2 separate regions of the Mus musculus genome follow, and region 1 is linked to region 2. The links are chromatin loops, found by intact Hi-C in ENCODE. Cell type or tissue: heart. All regions are shown on one strand. Links, peaks and the distances in the headings refer to the core of each region. The heading gives the core; the rest is flanking DNA. Region 1 overlaps Pcbp3 (poly(rC) binding protein 3). Region 2 overlaps Col18a1 (collagen, type XVIII, alpha 1).

Evidence for each region. Peaks named below come from ENCODE experiments on the same cell type or tissue, not always from the same donor. Only the 100,000 strongest peaks of a DNase experiment are listed, where the experiment ranks them.
Region 1: it touches region 2 in a loop (6-fold over the local background); 28 of 42 quality-filtered maps call a loop at or near these places.

What each region holds. Positions count from the first base shown.
Region 1 is chr10:76,834,271-76,837,176 of GRCm38, forward strand. All of the region lies in intron 2 of Pcbp3 (poly(rC) binding protein 3), which reads right to left. Among named protein-coding and RNA genes, the nearest start is that of Col6a1, 110 kb to the left of the region's middle. In heart, for the core only: no CTCF peak of the experiment used is centred there; a DNase peak (open chromatin) is centred at 1,591.
Region 2 is chr10:77,068,647-77,071,552 of GRCm38, forward strand. It overlaps Col18a1 (collagen, type XVIII, alpha 1), which reads right to left. Exons shown (of 42, transcript NM_009929.3): 21 at 2,665-2,700; 22 at 2,315-2,404; 23 at 1,304-1,333; 24 at 1,174-1,200; 25 at 790-852. Among named protein-coding and RNA genes, the nearest start is that of Slc19a1, 37 kb to the left of the region's middle. In heart, for the core only: a CTCF peak has its summit at 1,627 (motif pointing left); no DNase peak of the experiment used is centred there.

The DNA of each region.
Region 1 (2,906 bases), core at 142-2,641, 230 kb before region 2:
AAGGTTGGCAGGCAAGAGCTAAAGCTGTTGCCAGTTACCATAACCTGGTGAAACAGGGTCTGGACCACCACCTTCCAGTTTGCAGAAAGTTAAAGCAGGCTTCCCCTTTGTTATGTGTGGCAAACAGAGCAGCTTCTAGGACAGGCAGGAGGGTGAATTTCACACTGCAAAGGCCTAGGGCATCTGAGCTGGCAGAGAGGGTCATCAGCAGGCACCAAAGCAACAAGAATTTTCTGGAGTTTCTTTTCGTACATGGGTTTTTAGTGAGGAAGCACTGTAAGACGCACATGTAGCTTCAGGTGGCCTGGCTGCTTACTATGAATGTCTAGCAAACTATCTGATGCTTTCAGCATGCCAGGTTTGACTGTATACTGCAAAAAGCCCAGAGATAATCTCAAGTGTGGAGGAAATGTGGACAGGCTGGTGAGAAAGGGGCTCACGGGGCGAGAGCTATGGTAGGAAGGTCATGGCTGGCCAGAAGCTGAGGTGGTAAATTAGGCACAACTCACAAGCTCTGAGCAAAGATATGTGTGGCCTTCTTTCTCCCTAGGAACCCCGAAATGTTTTCCATCTCAGAATAGAATATGAAGATCCACAACCTCATCCCATGTCCCCTTGCCCCAGAGTCTACCCACAGGCTGGAAGAAAAGGTGGGGCCAAATAAGCACAGGCAGCCATATTCCTTGGATCTGCCTACCACGCATGGCACATTTGGAATCAACACAACTTGGCCATACAGTCTAATGATGAAGCCCTTCCCATCCCAGTTCACGGAGGGGCTCTTCCATTATAAGGGAACCAGCAACCAGCTGGCTTTACCCACTACCTCTGGATTTTCCCAGCCATGCCTGGGTGGGAGTCTCAACAGGACGAGATGCTCAGGGAGTAGAAGTGCTTGTGTGGTTATGGGGGTACCTGCTGGCAGTAATGAGTCCTGAGGGGACTCAGAAAAGGGCAGCAAGCACAGGGCTGCAGACCCCAGCATGTGTGAGACCAGGGACCAATGATGAGCCTGGGCCATGTGGCCATGAGGGTCTTTGTGAGCCAGCCTTGGTAGGAGAATTTCAAGAGCTGCGTCCTATGAGCTATGAATAATGACTGGTCCTTTTACAACAGACGATGATTTCCAGCAGAAGCCATCCAAGGAACGAACTTTAACTGAGCAAACTTTCCTCTTGCTTACTCCAGGGACGAGGTCTAGCTTAGAGCGCAGCAAAGAGAGGAGGAAGCCTGTTCAGGGACACAACTAACGAAGCACACACTGAAGAAGCAATTCTACCTCAGAAACATGAAAAACTCAAGCCGGCAGAGATGTAGCTTCAGGCATGCTAGCTCTGACCATGAGCTGATGGATGAAATATACTAAGGGCTCTCTACACAGCTCACAGCCGTAGGCCCGATCTGTGCCCTGCACGTGAGGGTGCTAACCCCAGATGCAGCCCCAGCCTCCCCAAAGAAGGCTGGCTACTGTAGTCTGGGTGCTGTGGTCAGCAGGACTTCCATACTTAACAACTCCAGAAACACATGCTCATAACCCTTGCTGATGAAGCGCAAACTATAAAAATACCAGGAGTCATTGCGTATGTGGAATCAGTGCCACTAGGTGGCAGCAGAGCACCATGGCCTGCTCACGCACAGCAATCTCCCTTTCCTCAAAGTCAAAACTATGCCCTGGGCTTTGGCTACAGCCCAGCACTGAGCCCTCACAGCACCTGCCTCTATAATTCTAATGTGAACAGGAATCACCCACATTCCCATACTTTATCGCCCACAGCTATTTCTAGCTCCCAGGGCAGAAGTGAACCACGCTACAGAACTGAAACTGTTTCCTTCCAGGCTAGTCTAGAAAGTGTGTGCTGGCCTAATTCATCTCAACAAGGTGTCACAGTGTTTGCGTGACTTCAGTCAGTGCCCATGGCCTGTTACCACTTTCCCGGATCAATGACGCCTTTCTGTGACACCATTCACTTTCACTGTAGGCAGCACCAAGGCCCAGTCTTGCTATTTGGGTGGGGGTGGGGTTCCAAAGCATCAAAGACCGAAGTGGCAAAATGGAATGTGGAATAGTGGGTACAGTTTTCTGATAGTCAGCCCTGCCTGGGTCAGCAGGGTATGTTGTCCCTGTGGCCGTGGTACCCTCAAGGCTTAGACATTTATGACAATGACTGCTGGAAATGTATGGTTCAGGCTGTAGGTCCAAGATGCTTGCTGAGCAAAGCCCACAATTGAAAGGGGAACTGAGAGGGATTCTGGGTTCCATGGAAGAAGATCTTACAATGTGTAAGGAACATTCTCTCAGTCCTTGCCTAAAGGGGCCTAAAGCAGAAAGCAGAAAGCAGTCAATGTTGGTCTGCAGCGACTGCTAGACGCCCATTTCAGGGGACCTAAACACGATCATGAACCCCAACTGATGTGACCAGTGGAACTCTTGCCCCAGGCTGCTTCACAAGGCCATGGTGCTGTCATGTAACAGCTGGACATTTCCACCCACAAATAATCATAACACTGGGGTGGAGACACTTGCCAGGCACCAGAACCACGCACTTTGGTTTCTTCCTTGGTCTTGGACAGGAAAGGTCAGGTAGGATCTCTGAGGACCACACCCACTCCAGACAAATAGCCCCTGGAAGAACCGCAGCGTCAGCCTGCCGTTGGGGACTTAAAGTCACAGAGACAAGGGAACTTAACCCCTTGACAAGCCCACGCTATTTCTACTGTAAATGGATGGACAGGTCAATGACACACCCATCCACCCAGCCAACATCCAAGTGCCGGTGCCATTGGAAGCACTGAGCCAGATGCAGTCTCTGCTGTGTCAGTACGGGTGAGAAAGTGCATGCATGGGTCAGCCTCTTGGCCTCACCAGTGAACAACATCCAGAACAGTCTCTCTTCGTGGGAAAACTA
Region 2 (2,906 bases), core at 104-2,603:
CATCTGGGTAGATAAGATAGAATATCTTGCCTATAGCAGGTCTGTGCAGTGTTTCGGGAAATATTAAAAAAAAATGGACCTGCCAACTCTCTGAGGCTAGCCCCCGCAGCATCTGGCTCGCTTGTCCCGAGAGCCACTAGTTCCCTCTCCACTGTAATCCCCTATAACCGGCAGTCCCACATTCCAGTAACCAAGTAAATCAAAACTCTTAAAGCTTAATTAACCAATCAGATGTATGTATCCATTTGGGCTGGAGAGACGGCTCAATGATTAAGAGGTTGAGAGCACTGACTGCTCTTCCAGAGGTCCTGAGTTCAATTCCCAGCAACCACATGGTGGCTCACAACCATCTGTAATGGGATCTGATGCCCTCTTCTGGTGTGTCTGAAGACAGCAACAGTATACTCATATATATTAAATGAATAAAAAAAACTTTAAAAACAAAAGAAAAAAAATCACAATTTACAAGATGCCAGTACAATAATTTCAGAGCCAACTGATACTGATAAAAGCTTGATTCCAATTATTTCTAACCTTGTGAAATCATAGCTACTTGTGGCTGGTAAATGCCACACAGATACATGTCCAAAGCCATCTTGGTTCTTCTCCCTACCCTCTGGGACACTCCCTCTCTCTGCAACTCCTAGCCCCGCCCCCTTTTCCCCATCCAATCACAGACCTCCTCTGCACTAATGTAATTGGACATGGAAAATCCTGTGACAGGACAGTTCAACAATAAGGCTGCACCCTGGGCCTGAGAAATGAGCAGAAGGCACCCCAGCCCCTTACCTTGGGCCCCGGAAGACCCTGCTCGCCTTTGGAACCCAGGTCACCCTTCGGTCCAGCAGGTCCCTGTAGTAACGACCAGATTGCAATGAGGATCCATGACCCAGTGTTCCTTAGTTCCTGTAACGCCCATATCCCTTGCCCTGTGTTTGCTCCCTGGTCACGTGCCAACCCTTCAGAGTCCTGAACAATTACAGGTGACAAGGACACCAAGCTACATCTTCCAGACCTTATTATCTTCCCGATAGCATCATGTCCTCAAGGATAGAGACTGTCCCCACCCAAGCTTACACTGCTGTCCTGTGTACAACAATAACATAGCCCACCCTCAGCCCCAGTGTCAGGGTGTCCTGGACAAGCATGGACCTCAGAAACAAAGCTACTTACAGGAAAGCCTGCGTACCCTGGCTTGCCCTGTGGAAAGAAGGTCACCATGAATTTTGGGGACACACTGTTCTCCCTGGTGTTCTCACCCAGCCACGACCCTCTGTGCACTTACAAGTAAGATGCCACTCACCTCAGGTCCTGGCGTGCTCACTATTGCTTTCTGTCCCCACGTCACCAGGAAATACAAATTAGAGAGGAAGAAAAGAAAGGTGCCTTTGAGTTGAAAGTCACCTGGTGCCACATTAGCCCCAAGCTCAGCAAAGTTAGCCCAAAGTGTAAGTTAGAGGAAAACTGTTATTTTTAGCGATATGCCTGGGTTCTCTCTGCAGGTGCCCAGCTAACAGCTGACCCATTTTGTGGGGAGTCCCCCTTCCCAGCTTGGGGTTGCTCTCCAGTCCTGTTACATACAGATCCTGCTGCATATGGTCATCCTGGGAAGGCAGCGCCATCTACTGGAGGCCTTCCCCTGTGTCTGTCATGCCAATGTCCCCAGAATAAAGAGCTGCAGCTTTTGATCTCAGAGCCCTTGACCTTGCCCCGCCCCCCTCACTGCAGCGCCACCTTCTGTGGTGTCTGGCTCACTCCTGGAGGCATGAGGGCCTGGCCCAGGCTCTCTTGTGACCACTCACAGCCTTGCTCTCAGGACTATATTGTGCCCATGTCAGAAATGAGGGAACAGAGACTCCAGAAGGTGAAGTAACCAGCGGGGATCATAGGTGACATCTACAGCTGGGACTTGGGCCTAGTTACAAGCCCAACCGTGCTCTGGCTCTGTCCCTGAGAAGCTTCTCCCCTACCTTCTCAGCTCCCCTGGGCCCTGCATCTCCTACCCAGGCTTCTCCCTGCAGAGGAGTGAGCCTGGGCAGCAGCTTGGCTTCTGGGTTCTGTGGTGGGGCTGTGAGGGACCCATTTTCTCTGGGGCGAGGCCCTTTGAATATGTTGCTACAGCCACCACAAAGGGGCAATGGTAGCCTTTACAGCCAAGAAGGCCTAGACGCTTTGGCAAGGAGAGGACCTGTAGCCAACACAGCTTTTTCCCGGGAAGCCAGAGCCTCTCATGTCCTTTTGATGAGGCAGTTGGACCATCTTTAGGCAGTCCCTAGACCGAGGGATGAGCCCTGCAGCACTCCAGTATACTTACATCCTCACTTGACACATAGATCACAGGCCCTGGAGGTCCTGGAGGCCCAGGGAGGCCCGGCCGGCCCACTCCATCTTTTCCTGGGTTTCCCTGGAAGAGAACGGCAGCAAGGTGAACATTTCAGTTACTCGCCAGGACCCCAGAGCCCACCCATAGTCCAGGTACTAGGTTTGTAGAGAGAAGCTGAGAGCTATCCCCTGCTGACTTAAGGGTCTCTGCTTAGCTCTGATATTATACGGGCAGCTGGGTGGTTTGGGCCTGGGCCTGGGGCATGATGGGATTTCCCCACCCTGAGGTCTGGACAGCTCAACTCTTTGTCCACTGTGTAGCTATGGCTAACAGATACTTACCTTTTCTCCCGGCATCCCTTTCTCTCCTTTTGGCCCCTGAAGAGATAGGAAATGAGTCATTATAGGCAGAACCTTCAAGGACCAGGCTACCTGAGTCTGGCTTCCAATGCAGACAGGGACTCTGTGTTTCCTAGAGCCTTGGAGACTAGAGATAGGCATTCAAATCCCTGACTAGACTTGGCTCTGCAAGGCACAGTGTAGCAGGTGGGGGACACAGACCCAGGATACTCCAAGGGCCACCT